Linked DNA regions of Homo sapiens: region 1 is linked to region 2. Evidence: read pairs that join two places in POLR2A ChIA-PET (ENCODE). Cell type or tissue: Panc1. All regions are shown on one strand. Links, peaks and the distances in the headings refer to the core of each region. The heading gives the core; the rest is flanking DNA. Region 1 overlaps LOC101927896 (a long non-coding RNA gene). Region 2 overlaps LINC01173 (long intergenic non-protein coding RNA 1173).

Region 1 (9,343 bases), core at 2,822-7,821, 130 kb after region 2:
ACTTTGGCAAAGAAACCATTTCTGCCTCATAGTTAAACTCTGAGTGTAAACAAAGAAGTCACCAAAGACATGTGACTCCTTCTTGGCCAGACAATAGGGGTCACTGCCCATGTCTCTGAGTCAGAGGTAGTATCCATTCCTCCGCCAGCTGGTTCTTCCCAACCAAACACCCACACTGCAACTTAATGATTAGCCATTATTCTTTCTTTCCTCCTCCTCTAACCAGCCCTCCGTAGCAATGTCCAGGCTCATTCCACAGATGTTTGTGTGAGAACAGATCTATGTTAAATCCAGATGAGAAAAATGCCTGAAAAGGAGGAAATGATTTAGTTTAACAACAGAGGACTTAAGTGCAAGCAGATTGACATTAGTTTGTGCCTAGAAATTATGACACATCTGCAATCCCACAGAGGAATTGTGCTAAATGGGCCCACACAGCAGGAGCACTGGCCTGAAAAACAGCCTCATAACATGGAATCTGCTCCCAGATACAGAATAAGTTATGTGTTTTTTTAAGAATGCGATCTCGTTGCACACATAGAAGCATTTGTGTTATCAACTCACTTCCTCAAAAATGCTTGTTATTGGCATAATTTAAATTAAGACCATCAAACTAAGCTCCAGAAAGAGCACAGTGTTGTAACTAAGGAGAAGAGACAATATACTCTCAGAAATTATTATTATTATTATTATTATTATTATTATTATTTTGAAACAGGTCTCTGTCACCTGGGCTGGAGTGCAGTGGCATGATCTCGGCTCACTGCAACCTCTACCTCCTGGATTCAAGCGATTCTCCTGCCTCAGCCTCCCAAGCAACTGGGATTAGAGGCACCCACCACCACACCTGGCTAATTTTTGTATTTTTAGTAGAGATGGGGTTTCACCATGTTGGCCAGGCTGGTCTCAAACACCTGGTCTCAAGTGGTCCACTCTCCTTGGCTTCCCAAAGTGCTGGGATTACAGGCATGAGCCACTGTGCCCAGCCAGAATTCTTCCTTAAGGACCAGAGATATCATAACCAAAGTTACTTACTGAGAAGTGCATCCTCGACTTCAGAAGTGATTTTAGTTTTGATTTTTGGTTACATCTGTCATCTGTTCATTCATTCACTCATGAATTATTTCTCGATCACTTGCTAAGTGCCAGGCTGCATGCTGTTCTACTCACAGTATAATTCTTCTTTAAGCATTTATTACATTCTAAAAGAAATTTCCTGCAAAAAAAAAAAAAAAAAACTATAATATGTGATTAAGTTCAAGTTGCTATCTCTAAGTCTTATTAAGCAAAGCTATAGTATAAACTACAGAAAGATCTATGACCCTCTTCACTTGTCTAGTTAATGACATTAAGTTTGACTATGAGAAAATATTTATTTCCTTTAGTGTAAAAATGTATATCATTTCCTAAAGTGGAGACCATTTTTAGAAGCATTAACAGTCCAGACGTGTTTGGACATTAGCACCATTTTATTTTGCCTGTCAAAATAAAGATTTTATCCCAGCTGTTTTCCTCTTTCCAAACATGTCTTTCCACATGATCTGGGCTGAATTGTGTCTGAGAAGTATAAGTGAAAAACTCACAAATCACTGTGAATCTAAGATCCAAATATGTCATCTTAATTCTGGTAACTTACTCTCTTGAGACTTTGTATGAAGGTGACAATTTCTCAGAGAAAATATCCCCTACCTTAGAAATGAAGGCTATCGGGGTGTCAATCACTGAAACATGACTGAAAACAGCAACGCAAAGAGATTTTTAACTCCTGAATTGTCACGTGTCTGGAGCAGATGTGCCAGAACTGGTGCACACATACATTGCTGGTGGTCCTGGACATTGATGCGATCCTTTGGGAACACCATTCACATTTCACAAGTCACAAAAGTCTTACTTCGTGTTGGATCAGTAATCTCAGTCCTGGGAAAATGCCTTTGGAAACAGCATCTTTAGTGTTGGAAGCAATATTGTCACAAAGATATGTAATCCAGACAGCAGCCAAGGCATTGCTGCTGCTTGAGGAGATCTGATTAGCATTCATTGAGCTCTTCAGTTCCACCACAGCCTTGCCAGGACTTTGTGCATTTTAAGGAGACGCAGCTTCTCCTGGTCACCTCAGTCCTCAGGCTCTTGCTTCTGCACACATTGACTTCACTGCCATCATGTCCACTATGAAAGGAAACTCAGTGTCTTCGTTGACACATACACCTACACACCTGTGCACACGCACCTATGCTCAGACACCTTTCCAAGCTCACACACCTGTGCTCACACACACACACCTGTGCTCACACACACACGCCTGTGCTCTCTCTCTCTCACACACACACACACACACACACACACTTTTCCAAGCATTCATGAGTGCCGCAGCCACCACAGAAGACTGGCATGGGTGAAAGGAGGCAACGTGAAGAGGGATCCGCAACACAGCAACATGACCAACTCTGCACTGGTCATTGGGCATCTTTCCTTTTTAAAAATATCCTTTGACCACTCACCAGAACACTGAAGAATTTCCACTCAATCCTTTCATTGTGGATTTCTTTTTTCTTTTTTTTTTTTTTTGTCCTTTCCTATCTTGCTCCCTCAACCCTTTCCACCTCCTCCCACTCTGGAAACACTTCTCACATTACTCCAGGACTCACTACCCTGGCAACCACATTCTGCCCCTGGTCCTCCTCTCCACCCCCATCCCGGCATGGGGCTCATCGAGGCGCAAGGCACTTCCATTGATGGGACCCACCTGAAAGCAGCAGTGGTCATAGGGGAAATATATGCTTCCTCTACGACTATCCTATGGACCACTGCTTGTAATTGTGAAATATTGCAAACAAGCCAAATAATCAACAATGCAAATATTTAAAAAGGAATTATGCTAGTGGATGCCTAGGGCTGAGGGGAATAGGACAGCTGGAGGTGATAACTAAGGAGTATGGCTTCTCTTGGAGTGATGAAAATGTTCTGATATTGTGGTGATAGTTGCACAACTCCGTGATTATCCTAAAAACCACTGAAGTGCATACTTTAAATGGGTGAATTATATGGCATGTCAATTATATCTCAACAGTTGCAGTGAGCCGGGATCACGCCACTGCGCTCCAGCCCAGGTCACAGAGGCAGGCCTTGTCTCAAAATAACATTATACCTCAATAAGGCTGTTACCAAAAATACTTATGCTATATTCTCATGATGAAATATTACACAACAAATAAAGTGTGGAATTGTGACGATCCTGTCTATCTCCCCCCTCATGGTGGTCTGTGCTTTGATCTGCATGTTTGGGTCTTGCCTTTCCTATTTAACACCTGGCTTCTACACTTACCCCTTCATCTTTTGGACTCAGCTTCTGTTACCACTTCTTCTGTCATTGGATCCCACTCTTGGCTTTTGCAATGACTTCTGCACTGAAATACTTGGTCTTGAAATCTATGAATATTTGGATTTGGTTTCTGTTCTGGACCATTTTTTTGACTTGTGCAACCAACTTAAACATCAGCTTTCCATAAGAGCCACGCTGCATCCCACCATCATCTCTAGGAAGCATCCCTGTCCCACCCACAACCAGGTTAGGGCAAGCCCAGACAGGTGCTCAGGGCACAGCATTTAAGGAGGTGCTCACTCCCAGGCCCTTACAAATGTAGGCTCAGCTCTGAGAGTGAATGCTTCCTTAAGAGAGGCTTTCAGGTTGGAAAAATTTAAAGAGGCACTCACTCTCAGGAGCAGATCTTGCATTTGTGAGAGCCTAAGAGTGAGTGCTTCCTTAAATGTTGTGCCCAGAGTGCCTCCCTTGACTCACCTGGTCCCTGCCCTGCTGACACCAGGTAACCCAGAGGTGATAAAATCAGACACTAGACTAGCAGGGTGTGTGTTTGTGCTCAATTAATGATTTTTATTTCTTCATTAACTTTGTCATAATAGTTTTTCCAGCTAATATTTAACAAGTAACAATTATGCCCAATAAGTTTCACTTTTCTTTTCAAGACTCCAAATTTAATTCTAGTCCATTGAGCAAAATTCACCTGGAGGCCATAGGAACAGAGTATGCTCAGCAGCACACACATTCCGTTTTCCCTGTAATAAACATTCAAGAAGCAGGTAGGATCCTCAGGGCATTCCTTAAGAGTGTGCCTCTCCTGCTGGGGCCGTTGGAGAAATATTGAAATGCCTTCCTGCACCCCCGCCATAATCACAAAAACTGAATTCACCTATACTTTATACCAGGAAATGAACTCACTTCCTTTGGGGGAACAGTCTCTGTTCCATTCTGCATGGTTCTGGTGTCATTTGCTATGTAGTAACCACCCCACAAGTTCTTCTTGCCCACTGCACAGATAGAGCTGATTTATCAAGACAGGGGAATTGCAATAGAGAACGAGTTTAATACACATAGAGCCAGCTAAATGGGAGACCAGAGTTGTATTATTACCCAAATCAGCCTCCCCGAAAATCTGGAGGCTGAATTTTTTAAAGATCGTTTGGCAGGCAAGGCCTAGGGAAAGGGGAAGACTGATTGTTGGGTCAGAGATGGAATCACAGGGGTTAAAGCTGTCCTCTTGCACTGAGTCCATTCCTGGGTGGGGTCCACAAGGCCAGGTGAGTTTACTGGTCTGGGTGCTGCCAGCTGGTCCACTGGAATGCAGGATCTGAAAAATACCTTCCACACCAATCTCAGCTTTCACAATGGTAACGTTATCTACAGGAGCAACTAGGGAGGTTAGGAATCTTGTGGGTTGTGGCTGTGTAACTCCTGAGCCATAATTTCTAATCTTGTGGCTAATTTGTTAGTTTTACAAAGGCAATCTGGTGACCTTGCCTGGTCACCAGACCTTGTTTTGGGGAGGGGCTGTTATCATCTTTGTTTCAAAGTTGAACTATAAACTAAATTCCTCCCAAAGTTACTTTGGCCTATGCCCAGGAATGAACAAGGGCCGCTTGGAGGTTAGAAGCAAGATGGAGTCGGTTAGGTCAGATTTCTCTCAGTCACAATTTTTGCAAAGGCAGCTTCCGTCTCATCCACCCCTGGCTTCCAGGATGTCATGTGGCCAGGTCTGGCCGGTCGTGACTCCTTAAACCCTCTCCAGTGAGTAGGCACAGGCGTCAGCAGAACCAACAGGTATCCTGCATGAAAACTGACATATGCACACGACCGGGAACGGGTAGCCTCCCACCCTGCAGGGTTCTCAAGCTAGAAAGACCTCATAAACCGGCAGCTGCCAACGGCCATTCTTGCTGCCATGGCTGGAGAATCAAATCACTGCTGAGAACAGAGCCAAAGGACAGGGGTAGACACAGAGCCCTGAGGATGGTACTTCAGTGCCTGGATTCGGCTATGTCTGAAATCTGGCAACCTAGACTTTTCCATCATGAGTCAATTATGCTTCAGGGGAGGAACATTTGTTTGTTTTGTTTTGCTTGAGGTAGTCTGAATGTATTTCGATCAGTTGTAATTAAGAGAGTCTAGACTAATAAAGCCAAGATCCACTTATTCATTCAGTATTCTCTTTTGTCTTTCTTGCCTTCTTCATTTTCTTTTCTTCCTGCCTCCTGCATTCTCACCTTCATCAACATTCTCTTTCCTTCCCAAAAGTACCCAGGCCAGGCCTGCCACTGCAGACCATGCCTACGATTACCTAATTTTTTCCCAAAGGGATCATTTAGAACATCTGGCTTCAGACCTGGGATTCTGAATTCACCTTATTACAATGTGGAAACTAGCCTGTTTATTTCCTCTGGGTGAATAAAATCTCTACTGCCTCACTTTATCAGAGACAACATCAGCCACTGACAGTACATGCTCAAGGGTCTCAAGGTTGTAGCGGCACAATGACTGTAAGGATGTAGGTTTTCCTCAACCAGTATACACCTAGGCTAATGGTAAGGACTTGTTTATTCACTGAAAACATGCTGGGCAGAGGTATCTGATTCAGTATGAGTGTAAATAGAAACAACGTATATATCCCAAGCTTCTTCTGTAATTTTGTTTCTTTCTTTCCTCTCTTTCCTCCTTCCTTCCTTCATTTCTGTCTCTCTCTCTCTCTTTCTCTCTCTCTCTCTCTCTCTCTCTCTCTCTCCTTTCTTTCTTTCCACAAAGTCTCGTGCCTTCCACCCAGGCTGGAGTGCAGTGGAGTGATCTAGGCTCACTGCAACCTCTGCCTCCCAGGCTCAAGCAATTCTCAGCCTCCTAAGTAGCTGGAGCTACAGGCGTGCACTGCCGCACCTGGCTAACATTTTTTTTGTGTTTTTGGTAAAGACGGGATTTTGCCATGTTGGCCAGGCTGGTCTCGAACTCTTGGCCTTAAGTGATCCACCCTCCTCTGCCTCCCAAGGTGCTGGGATTACAGGCATGAGCCACTGCGGCCGGCCTCTTATAGTTTTTTGTATCTTCAAGATTTTTCAGTAGATTAAATATACAGTTGCTTGCTTCACTAGATGCAGTGTAAAGATACACAGATACATAGATTATTGGGGAAGTAGAAATAAATACTAAATGCTTACAATGAAAGTTTGAAGAGCCAGATTAGCAAGTCTTCTTATTTAATGATATCTAGCAAAAGTGGACATGCTTAGAGATCTGTGAAAATTCTTTCCTCTTTAGATATGTAATAGACTTTCTAAAGAAATAGCAAAGTTGTTTAAGCACAACATTTCAGACCACACAGTCTTGGAATTTAAATATTCATCATCAGGCTGGGTGCAGTGGTTCACACCTGTAATCCCAGTACTTTGGGAGGCCAGGGTGGGAGGATCGCTTGAGGCCCAGGAGATTGAGACACCTGGGCACCGTGGTGAAATCTCATCTCTACAAAAAATACAAAAATTAGTTGGGCATGGTAGCACATGCCTGTAATCCCAGCTACTCGGGAGGCTGAGGTGGGAGATCACCTGAGCCTGGGAAGTAGAGGCTGCAGTGAGCCCTGATCATGCCACCACACTCCAGCCTGGGCAACGGGCTAGAGACTCTGTCTCCAAAAATTTTTTTAATCAAAAATAAAAATAATAAAAATTCATCATCAAAGTAGTCATGGAGATAATGAAAGATGGTAAACATCTGAGAGAAGGGAGTGGACACACCATTCCATGGGAACTCACCACGGTGGATCTCTGGAGAGGACAGTGAGCACAAGGTCAGCTGGGAGGCAAGACTTGGACAAACAACTTTTCATGTCACCAATTGGGGGACAATGACTAAGACTGTGCAGCTGAAGGAAATGTGAGACGAGGAGGAGGCAGAGGGATTTGTGATTCCACATCAAAGTCAGGACAAGGAAAGTTTGTGAATGACCTGGAACACCAAGCAAAGAAGTATGGACTTTATTCCTTTTGGAGAAGTGGGTGGGAGGTGTCACTGGAGATTTTGGGTCCTGGTCTGATGCATGAAAAATGATGTTTCAGGGAGATAAACCTGGCTGCAGTGTGCACTAGATGACAGGTGGACAAGAAATCACGGGGGACTCATCAGAACTCATCAGAATGGCACAATGGAGTCACCAGGAGCAGCTGTGGCAAGGCCTCTTGAGGCAGGGACCCTCGGGCTCTGTGGACATGACTTGGTTTGTGAAAGAGACAGGAATCCTTCCGGGGAAGACTTTGTGTTCATGCCCCTGGAGATGGAAAAGGGAACCCAAGAGGGGACAAGGTCTGACTTCCCCAGGCCAACCCCAAGAATCAAGGATCTGGAGCCGCAGACAGAACCCAGAAGGGCTGTGGGGGCCTTTGTGAGGATCTGGGCTGGCTTCAGCTGTCAGCTACATTGCCGGAAAAGCAGTGAAACATGCTTAGGGAAGAGTGTCCTCCTCCCGCTGCACTGCACCAGAAGAAATACTAGGTCACATGCAGGCTGACATTTGTACAATGGGGTTAGGCTTTCAGAAAAAGAACACAAAATTTAATATTTTAGATATAAAAATAAATTCTTGTTTTGAATAAGAGGAGAAATTATAATAAATTATAATTGTTAAATAAATAACCAAGAAATAACACAAACGTCACATAACCGAGAATAACAATATTTTAATTAACCAGCTGACACACTTGTATAATGATCTTCTTTTTTCCACATATTTTTAGCTGTATACTCTCACTGCCTTTTAATGTCAACAACTTTATAATATTATTTTCTATAAAAAGCAAGAAACATATTTTTAGCCTTAGTTCTAGCATGGTTGAAGGAAATTAGTTTTTTAATATTGATCATTTATGAAAATTTCTTTCTACTTCACAAAACTTTATTGGTAATATCATGTAAATTTTTTAAGTGTTATTAGGTTTGGGGGAATCTCTATAAAATGTATTTCATACATGAGTTGTAAGAAAGAATTGGGGGCATTTCAGTGTTTCTAGTCTATTAACTTATGCTAAATACCTTTTGAATTGATGACACTTTTTAACCAGCTTATCACCAACGTCTTCATTATAATAATACACTGTGAGTTGATGTTATCTTCATCGGTGTTGGTATTTTGTATCAAATCAGAAAGAAATAAGTTCCCATACAGATATGTCTGGGCAAGGCCATTTCAAGCCAAGGGAAGAGCATAAGGAACATGCTCTTTGCTGAGACAGAGTTCGGCAAAAGCAAGGAATTCAGTTTGACAGAATACAGTTTAAGTAAAGTAACAGTGGATGAGCGAACAAGAAACTGCTGGGATCAAGTAAGGAGGTAGGAAGCTGTGCTAAATACTGGCACATGGCTAACAAAGACCATTATCCTTTTAGTTAAGAAATCAAAGGCCTATTTCTAGACCTAAACACATGAAAGCCACTGCTAAGGTCATTATCGCTGAAATCAGACTGACCAGATTTCCAGCCCTAACTGCCACTAATGAGCTTGTGAACCTTGCTAAGAATCATTTGGCTCTACATGAAAGTGACTGCACACTGCATATATATACATATCACTAAACACAAACTAAACGAATCCACAACCCAGCTTCTCTTTTTTTCTCTTTAGAGGATCCCTAACATTCCCACACTCTCCAACACCCGCCTGATGTGAGGTGAGTGTGGACATAGGAGGCATCTACATGGAAAGAGTCAATGGTATTAACTGTTCCCATTGCCACATCTTAGTTTAGCAAATTTTCTTTTTAAAAAAATTTCCCCTTTATTGCCAGGCGTGGTGGCTCACGCCTGTAATCTCAGCACTTTGGAAGGCCGAGGTGGGTGGATCACGAGTTCAGGAGTTCAAGACCAGCCTGACCATTATGGTGAAACCCTGTCTCCACTAAAAATACAAAAATTAGCCAGGCACGGTGGCAGGTGCCTGTAATCCCAGTTATTAGGGAGGCTGAGGAAAGAGAATCGCTTGAACCTGCACCGCAGAGGTTGCAGTGAGCCAAGACCA
Region 2 (9,343 bases), core at 1,626-6,625:
AGCAGATCAGAGGCATGGCTGTGGCCTGGATCATGAGGCTCACGGAAGGGTATGGTGCATTCCAGAAGGCCCAGGCACAGGTAAGGCAGGCAACTGTCTGGGAGCCCCAGCCCCCATACCCAAGCACCCAAGCCCAGCACCACACTCCCGACCAGCTCCCCAAGACTTTGAAACTTCAAGCCCATTCCCATCATCTGTGGCACTGGCCCTGCCTGCTCAGGCCTGGGTAGCAGAGTGCACAATACATGGAATGTCTGGGCAGGCCACCATGGGACAGAGCACAGAGGACACCCATACAGCAGCTGAGAATGACCACAGGCCCTCTGGACCCAGTCGCCGGCTGCTCCCAAAGCTGTCTGCTCCTTCAGTGTCCAGCTATGCCATCTACCCCAGAAGATTCCCCCTTGGCTTGATGACCTGGTTGCAGCATTTACCTTGGTACACAATTTGTATTGTTTTAGGTGATTAAAAGTAATTCTCACCAACTCCACATGCCATAAGCCTGGGTAAGAAATGCCCCACCTGGTGCACTCCCAGGCCCCAAGCCCTATGCTAATTGACTATTCAAGGCATTCTCTGGCACCCACTCACTCACTATGCCTCAGTTCCCACCTGTAGGTTAGCAAATATGTCATGGGACACCAGGTAAGCGTGACTTTGTTGAGGAGTTAAGCTGAGGAGGAAAACTGAAGTCAGGATAGGCATACAGTGGGTTCTCTGACTTTTGAATCCTTTTGGCCCTGGTTTCCTCATTTAAAGGGATGAGGATAAAAGACTGGTTCCTGTATCATAGGATACATACATATCATAGGATAAATGTTAACTGTCACACATGTAGTGGAGTGATGTCTAATATACACTATGTGCAGAAAATGTGTTACACGATGACAGTGATTTTTATTATCATTACCATACATGGTGTCTTAGTTCTTTTGGACTGCTATAGAAAAATATCATAAACTGGGTAGCCGATAAACAACAGAAATATATTTTGGATAGCTCTGGAGGCTGGGAAGACCAAGATTAGGGCACCAGCAGGTTCCATGTCTGGCAAGGGCCCATTTTCTGGTTCTGAGACAGCACCTTCTCACTGTGTCCTCATGGGGTGGAAGTGCTGAGGGATCTCTTAGGGGCCTCTTTGAGAAGGGCACTAATCCCATTTGTGAGGGCTCCAGTCCCATGACATAATCACCTCCCAGAGGCCCCACCTCCTAATACCATCACCTGGGGGTTAGGTTTCAACGCTAGAAAAAGTCAAACTATACCAGCGACTAGAAGAATTTCATAAAATTCTGGAAAGTCTGTCACGTTCTGATAGTGCTGCTTCTCTCCTCCTGGGGGTCATGCGTAAAATGCCTCAGCCATTCCGAGAGCCAGTGAGGTGATCTGCGGAAGAGAGGAAGAGCAGAGCTGGGCACAGCATCCCCTCCACTTTGGAAGAGAACCCTGATGGACAAGGGAGTGGTGGTGATGCTCTCAAGAGGTGTTGTGAGGGAAAGGGTGAGACAGAGTGCAGACAGAGGGTGAGGCAGCGCCAAAGGACAGATTTGAGGGTTCCTTTTAAAGACTAGATGTGCCAGCCAGGTGCGGTGGCTCACGCCTGTAATCCCAGCACTTTGGGAGGCTGAGGCAGGTGGATCACCTGAGGTCAGGAGTTCGAGACCATCCTGGCCAACATGGTGAAACCCCCTGTCTACTAAAAATACAAAAATTAGCCAGGTGTGGTGGTGTGTGCCTGTAATCCTAGCTACTGGGGAGGCTGAGGCACGAGAATCGCTTGAACCCAGGAGGCAGAGGTTGCAGTGTGTTGCGATCGCACCACTGCACTCCAGCCTGGGTGACAGAGTAGGACTCTGTCTCAAAATAAAAAGAAACAAACAAACAAACAAAAAAACACAAAAAACAAAAAACAAACAAAACAAAGAAACCCAAACTAGATGTGTCTGTTAAAGCCACATTAACAAAAGCAAAACCTCTGCAGGGATTTCAAATAGAGAGAATGCAACGCGGGGCTCTTACTGCACAGCTGGCAGAGGAGGTGAGGAGCCAGCAGGGCAAGCTGAGTAACCCGGGGCTGGCATGTCTGACAGTCACAGCCACCTTGCTGGAGAGAGGCTGGGCAGTGGTGATGTTTGGGGCCGGAAAGCTGGGGCTGGAGATGGAGTGTGGTGGGCTGCCTTTGGGAGCTGCTGCCAGAGACCCAGCAGTGAGCAGAGAGGTGATGCGGACCAGCACCCCCTCCTCCCGCTCATCCCTAATCTTCCTCTGGGGCCTACCATTGGCCAAACCTGCCCAGGAGCCTGGGGTGAGTGGGCCTGAGGAATAGAAGAGCCAGAACTGTGGATGGACAGCTCTATGGGAGATTTGACAACTTTAGGGGTAGGATGAAGGAGGTGAGAATCAGAGCCATGGGGTCGGGGGACGGGGGTCAGAGACGTGGCCGGGGTGGGTCTGGCTGGAGGAGCAGGAAGCCTGTTCTAGCAGTTGGAGCAAAGCTGGCGTTTACAGGGAGAAGGTGCTTCACCCTCAAGGGAGCTCAGAACAGGCCCTGGGAACGCTGGCCTGGGGTCCTGGGTACGCTGGCAAGGGTCCTGCAGAGGTTTCCTCGCTGCCACTCCCACAGGAGGGATACTGATATGGTTTGGCTGTGTCCCTACCCAAATCTCATCTTGAATCCTAGCTCCCACAATCCCCATGTGCTGTGGGAGGGACCCGGTGGGAGGTGATTGAATCATGGGGGCAGTTTCCCCCATACTGCTTTCATGGTAGTGAATAAGTCTCATGAGATCTGACGGTTTTATAAGGGGAAACACCTTTTGCTTGGCTCTCATTCTCTCTCTTGTCTGCTGCCATGTAAGACATGTCTTTCACCTTCCACTGTGATTGAGGCCTCCCCAGCCATGTGGAACTGTGGTCCATTAAACCGCGTTTTCTCTATAAATTATCCAGTCTCGCGTATGTCTTTATCAGCAGCATGAAAACAGACTAATACAGATGCTCCGCCACCTCACCTCTCGGAGGAGAAACTGAAGCCTGAGACACCAAGCTCACAGCCCCAAAAGTGGCCAAATCAGGATGGAATCCAGGTGCAGATGATTCCAAAGATCAAGCCCCTTGGAGCCACACATCCTCATACACACACACCCTCCCACCTTCTCACTCAGGTGCACTCACAGCCCCTGGCCCCCTGGCACACTCACACTCACACATGTTCACACCCCTCGAACACTCAGCACATCTCCTCAGTCACACTCATGCCACAGTCGCCCACCTACCCCGGGGGTCAGAGTTGCCCTTGGCACAGCCCGGCTGTGGGAAAGGGCCCAGTGCTCTAGGGCTCTCCTGGAGGAAGCTTTCATTGAAGACCAGACCTGGGGCATGCGGCGATGTCCCCACTGTTCGTGAGGTTACTGCAGGGGTTTCCGACTTGCCCCTTTGCACAAGGACAGGGCCAGTGCTTAGCACATGGTGCTTAGTAAACAGATGATGGAGGAATGAATGGGTGAAGCCAGGCGTGTCTGGGAGGGAGCCAAAGCCCCGAGGCAGAAGAGAAGGAAGGACAGACGTGAACTTGCAGGGTGGGTGGTATGTGCAAAGAGGTGGTGGAATGTTTATTATCCTGAGACCTGGGGTGGAAAGTCCTTTGAGACAGACGCTGGTGTTTGTTCAGGATCCTCTCTAGGTGGGTGGGTGGGGGCAGCTGTGTCCCCTGAGGGCTGCACGTGGGCAGGCACCCTGCTTCAGAGGAGGGAAAGCTGCCCCACCTGAGAGTGAGGGAGAGAAAGGAGGAAGAGCAGGGAAGACCAGGGGAAGTGGGGAGAGGGAGGGGAGGCAGGCAAGGGGCTGGGACTAGACAGGGAAGATGACTTCAAGGAACGAGCTCTCCAGGCGCCTGACAGCACCAAGCTGTCTCTATTCAGCTTCTGCACCACTGCCATGCAAGACCCTTCCAGAAAAGTCTTCTCCACTCATGAATGGACATCCTAACTGACCTCAGCTTGGGTGGTGGGAGGGGGATGGACGTGAGAGAGATAAAGGAGGAGCTGAATTTCATGCTGGGACCATGATGCATAAACAGTTGTGTTTGCTTCACTCCACAAAGGCAGACACATTCAGGGAGGGCGTTCTCAGTAGAGGAAGAATAATGGCAGCTCATAAAATATCATGGAAACTGACAGTAGTGTCTTCCAGGCAAATTTGATAAGCCTGTTCCTAAAATAAACTTAATTCAAAAGGAACACGGGCAGCAGAATGTGAATTATCTTTTAACTTTCTTATTATTTTTCTGGCGCTTCATTCTTTTTACTCAAGATGCTCTAGTAGTAGCTCGTTTTGCCTTTACAAGGAGCAAGGGACTCCAGACTGTCAGCATCTAGCTGAAAAACTGCTTCTGCTTGGGTAGTCCTCAGTCCTCCCAGAGCGTGCACAGCACAGCGGGGAATTTCAATCGCTGCAGGTGCCCAGGGCTTCAGCCCTGGAGATTCAGGATCAGTTTACCTGGGCTGGGAGACCTGTACTTTTAAAAAGCTTCAAGGTCCTTCAAATGGGCACTCAGAACCAAGAACCATGCTGTTTGGTGCTGAAGCTAATGCCACTCCACCCAAAGCCTCAAAGGTTGCTTAGATACCCACACACTTCTGCTGAAACAAGCTTCCAGAAAGGAATGCACAGATGAATGTCGTTAACAAGGCAGGCCAAATGTTTTGAGTTCAGAAGTATTTTTTCTTTCTTTTTTTTTTTTTTTTTTTTGAGACGGAGTCTTGCTCTGTCGCCCAGGCTGGAGTGCAATGGCACGATCTCATCACACTGCAACCTCCGCCTCCCAGGTTCAAGCAATTCTCTTGCCTCAGCCTCCTGAGTAGCTGGGATTACAGGCACGCGCCACCATGCCTGGCTACATTTTGCATTTTTAATAGAGACAGGGTTTCACCATGTTGGTCAGGCTGGTCTCAAACTCCTGACCTTGTGATCCACCTGCCTCGGCCTCAAAGTGCTGGGATTACAGGCGTGAGCCATCACACCCAGCCAGAGTTCAGAAGAATTTTAACCCAGTAACTGAATTTTCTTTTTACAAATGTAATGATCTTTAAGGTAGATGGTGTGGTAGCAGGGGGTTCTGGGAGGTTTGGCTTAATAATATGGAATATCAAAATGAGGGGAGAAACTGAATAAGGGTGTGTTTATGCTTACATTAATTATTTGTAAGTGTATCTATATAGCTTTAAATAACTCAAGTTGTTTTTCTTTTCTTATTCAAATACCACGAAATCCAAAAGCTATGAATTCTCTGAAATATGGACTAATGCTTAGAATGTTACACCTTCCTTTCCCCTTCCAAAGTGTCGTTACTACTTTGATAGAAGCTGTAGGCACAGGCTTCATAAGTATAATCATATCACTTTCATTCATAGCCAAGAAAAAATTGAGCTTCTTATTGAGAGTACATGTCACTAAGAATCCAGCTTCTGCAGAGGGGGCAGGGGGAAGGTTTTCTGCTTAGTCCCAAATTGCTTTGGCCATGATTGGATTTCAGTGTGAAAAATTGAGGCAGCCTGTTCAGGGTGAGATAGGAGGAAGAGAATGTGGAGCCGCTAGTTGCTGAGCAGCTGTGAGACAGTCAGCATACAGGCCATGCCTCATTTTCCCATCTACAACCAGGGGTGATTGCAGTATGTGGCATCCAAATGCTGACCACTCTACAGCTTCCACCCTGCGGTCTCAACAGTACTGGGGACCTGAGAACAAGACAGAGGTGAGCCTGGTACAAAGCTTCAGCCACACACCTACTCATCTATGCTGTCATACTCACTTGGCCCTAGCCAGAACCACAGATGACATCATCCCGGGTAAATTAGCATTATTTCCACCATTACTCACCTCTGCCTGCCCTCTTGCCTTCTCTTCTAGGAAGTTACGTATCTGAAAGTGGTAATTAATGCAAGTGAGAGATCTGGTCACTTAAATGTGTGTGGCACCTCTCCCCTCTCCTCTTCCTCCTGCTCTAGCTATGTGAGACGTGCCTGCTTCCCCTTTGCCTTCCGCCATGATTGTAAGTTTCCTGAGGCCTCACTAGAAGACACTATGCTTCCCGTACAGCCTGCAGAACCATGAGCCAATTAAACTTCTTTTCTTTATAAATTACCCAGTCTCAGATATATATATATATATATTTTTTTTTCTTTTTTTTGTGTGTGAGACAGAGTCTTGCTCTGTCCCCCAGGCTGGAGTGCAGTGGTGCCATCTCGGCTCACTGCAAGCTCCGTCTCCTGGGTTCACGCCATTCTCCTGTCTCAGCCTCCTGAGTAGCTGGGACTACAGGCGCCCACCACCATGCCCGGCTAATTTTTTGTATTTTTAGTAGAGATGAGGTTTCACCGTGTTAGCCAGGATCAGTCTCAGATATTTCTTTATAGCAATGCAAGAATGGACTAATACACATGCTTACTTTCAAAAACTTAAATATATGAAAAGTATAAGAAAAAAATTAAAAGGATGGATACTCCCAAAGTAAGAAGATCATCTTTCTTTACATGTTGATGCACTTTCTTGTAGCCTTTGGTCTAAACAGGCCTCTCAAACATCGCTGGGTCCTCCTTGTACATGGGTTCTCAGGAGGTACCAGCACTATTTGTTCCCCAATTCTCCTCGCTCATTTACTCTCACTCTCCCATTCTCCCCAGTTGATTTTGGGCATCCACAAGGGGCTCTCACACAGGGGAAGAAGTGACTTTCACACCAGTCATCTTGTGATTTCTAGGGCACAAGCAACACTCCTCAGCACCACGGCCACTGCCATCCAAGAAGACATCACCCCCCTTCACCAAAGAGCCCCTATAGCAGCCCCAAACCGGCAAGGGCCAAGCAGAACTGTGCTTTCTTCAGGCCCTACTCAATCATGGCCCAAGTCTATAGTTCTGCAGGAGAGGGAAAAAACATCCCTTGTCCCAATTTATTTTGAATTTTGTCATCTGTCTTTGGAAAAATAGTCTCATAAATTTTACCTTGCACTCCTCCCTCCCCAGTTCCCCCTTCAAAGGCCTTGCCAGTTACTCAGGAAAGGAGACACATACTTGAGAAGTGGGGTGTTGGGGTAGGGGGCAGGGATGCCACCAGCTCCACAGTCAATCTCTTTACTTCTTTTTAAATATATTCTTAATTGACAAATAATAATTATATATATTTATAGGGTACAATGTAATGTTTTGATTATATATACATTATGGAATGAATTAATCCAGCTAATTAACATATCACTTCACATACTTATTTTGTTGTTGTGAAACATTTAAAATCTGTTCTTGGCTGGGCACAGTGGCTCATGCCTGTAATTCCAACACTTCAGGAGGCCAAGAAGGGAGGGTCACTTAAACCCAGGAGTTCAAGACCAGCCTGGGCAACACAGTGAAACCCCACCTCTACAAAAGAATACAAAAATTAGCCGGGTGTGGTGGTGTGCAGTTGTAGTCCCAACTACTCAGGAGGCTGAGGTGGGAGGATTGCTTGAGCCCAGGAGGTTGAAGGTGCAGTGAGCCGAGATTGCACCACTGCATTCCAGCCTGGGTAACAGAGTGAGACCCTGTCTTCAAAAAAAAAAAAAAAAAATCTTTGAACAACTTTGAAATGCACATTGCATTATTAACTATAGTCACCGTGCTATGCAATGGATCGCAAAAGCTTATCCCGTGCTGAAACTTTGTGCCCTTTGAGCAGCCTCTCCATACCCACCCACACCCAGCCCCTGGTCTCTACCTCTGTGAGTTTGGCTTTTTCAGATTCCACATATTAAGTGAGATCATGCAGTATTTGTCTTTCTGTGCCTGGCTTATATCACTTAACATAATGTCCTCCCGGTTCATCCATGTTGTCACAAATGACAACATTTGTGAATAGTATTCCATGACGTATATATACCACATTTAGTGGTACATCAACATACATTTAGTTTGTTTTCATATCTCAGCTATTGTGAATGACACTGCAATGAACATAAGAGTGAAGATATCTCCTCAACGTGTTGATTTCACTGTCTTTGGATACATACCCAGTAGTGGGACTGGACAGCAACCTTGATGTAGTCTTAGAACCAGGCTGTGCATGTGAATGTGTGTGTGTATGTTTATGTGTGTGCACGCATGTGCCTGTATGTTTGTACACATTACATAATTGTAAACTTTCCATCAGCACAATTTTATATTATTTTTGCTTCATGTCACTTAAGAATATATTATGAATATCTTTACATGTTAAATTTTGGGAAACCTCTTACGTTTGCTGCACATATATGATTTGCTTCTCCTTACTGGGCATTTGAGTACCTTGCATATTTTTCCATTTTAAATGATCTTGCAGGGAATGTCTTTTGATATCAACCTTTGTTATTTGCCTTGGAGTGAAATTACTGGGTCAGATGGCATTTACATTTTAAGCCCTAACTCTGCTTATAGAATAAAAGGCATGAGCACAATAGAGAATTTCCAAAAGCAAAGCAAGTGCAGTTGTCCTCTGGGGGCTGGGGACAGTCACTCTAGAACCACAGCAGGTGGGTGGCTGTCTGCTACACTTATCCATCTAGGTGCATATATATATATATCTTAGACATATTTTTGTTAGAAACAGCCCCGCAGCTTTAGCCTGCAGCTCTCCCCTCTTCCCCCCAGACATTTCTCTTAAGAGTGATGGGAATACATTCTATGAAGCTGCTGTTAGGCGAGACAGCTCCCAGTAATGCCAGCCATCAAGTGATTCCCGTGAGGGGCTGTATGGGTGAATGCTCGGCATTGCAACAGTGCACAGCAGGCCACCAGTCTATTATCCACCAAATCTCGAGATTCAGCCCAGGATGCATTCAGTTGCTAAAACTGTCACGGCAGCCACTCGCTGCTAGCTCTTAGGCAAGAAAATGTGCATTCCTTCAGAAATTCAGGGAAAGCCGTTGTCTCTATAAAACAGAAAGTCCAAAGCAATTGCGCAGCTGCATGATGTTCAGCACATTACATGGATTCTTCTCGCATCTGCCTCTTAAGTTGTGTAAAAATGATTATGCAATTCTAAATTTGGAAACTTACCTTATTGTATGCACCAGGGACTCAACAGAAATTTTTATATCATATTCAAGAATAGCAAGTGGTACCAGGACACTGATTTGGCTAGCATAAATGTTACAATTGCTAAATACATGGAGTCAGACTACCAAAGGATTCATTTGTTTCAATCAATAAATATTCATTGAACACTGAGTCTCTGTGAGACCCTGTGCCAGAACCAGGGAATGCAGTAGAGAAAGACCAGCCTGGTTCTGCCCCAGGCATTAAGCTTCCCACCATGTACACTAGGGCACTTCATC

The links. ChIA-PET counts read pairs that join two places held together with the same protein. Peaks named below come from ENCODE experiments on the same cell type or tissue, not always from the same donor. Only the 100,000 strongest peaks of a DNase experiment are listed, where the experiment ranks them.
Region 1: POLR2A ChIA-PET joins it to region 2 with 6 read pairs; 3 of 35 experiments call an interaction of 5 or more read pairs at or near these places.

Annotation. Positions count from the first base shown.
Region 1 is chr2:234,823,898-234,833,240 of GRCh38, forward strand. LOC101927896 (a long non-coding RNA gene) reads right to left here. Exons shown (of 9, transcript XR_002959457.2): 5 at 1,036-1,216. Among named protein-coding and RNA genes, the nearest start is that of SH3BP4, 120 kb to the right of the region's middle. In Panc1, for the core only: no CTCF peak of the experiment used is centred there; no DNase peak of the experiment used is centred there; H3K27ac peaks cover 968 bases.
Region 2 is chr2:234,699,498-234,708,840 of GRCh38, forward strand. The region is part of intron 2 of LINC01173 (long intergenic non-protein coding RNA 1173); the gene reads left to right. Among named protein-coding and RNA genes, the nearest start is that of LINC01173, 22 kb to the left of the region's middle. In Panc1, for the core only: no CTCF peak of the experiment used is centred there; a DNase peak (open chromatin) is centred at 5,861.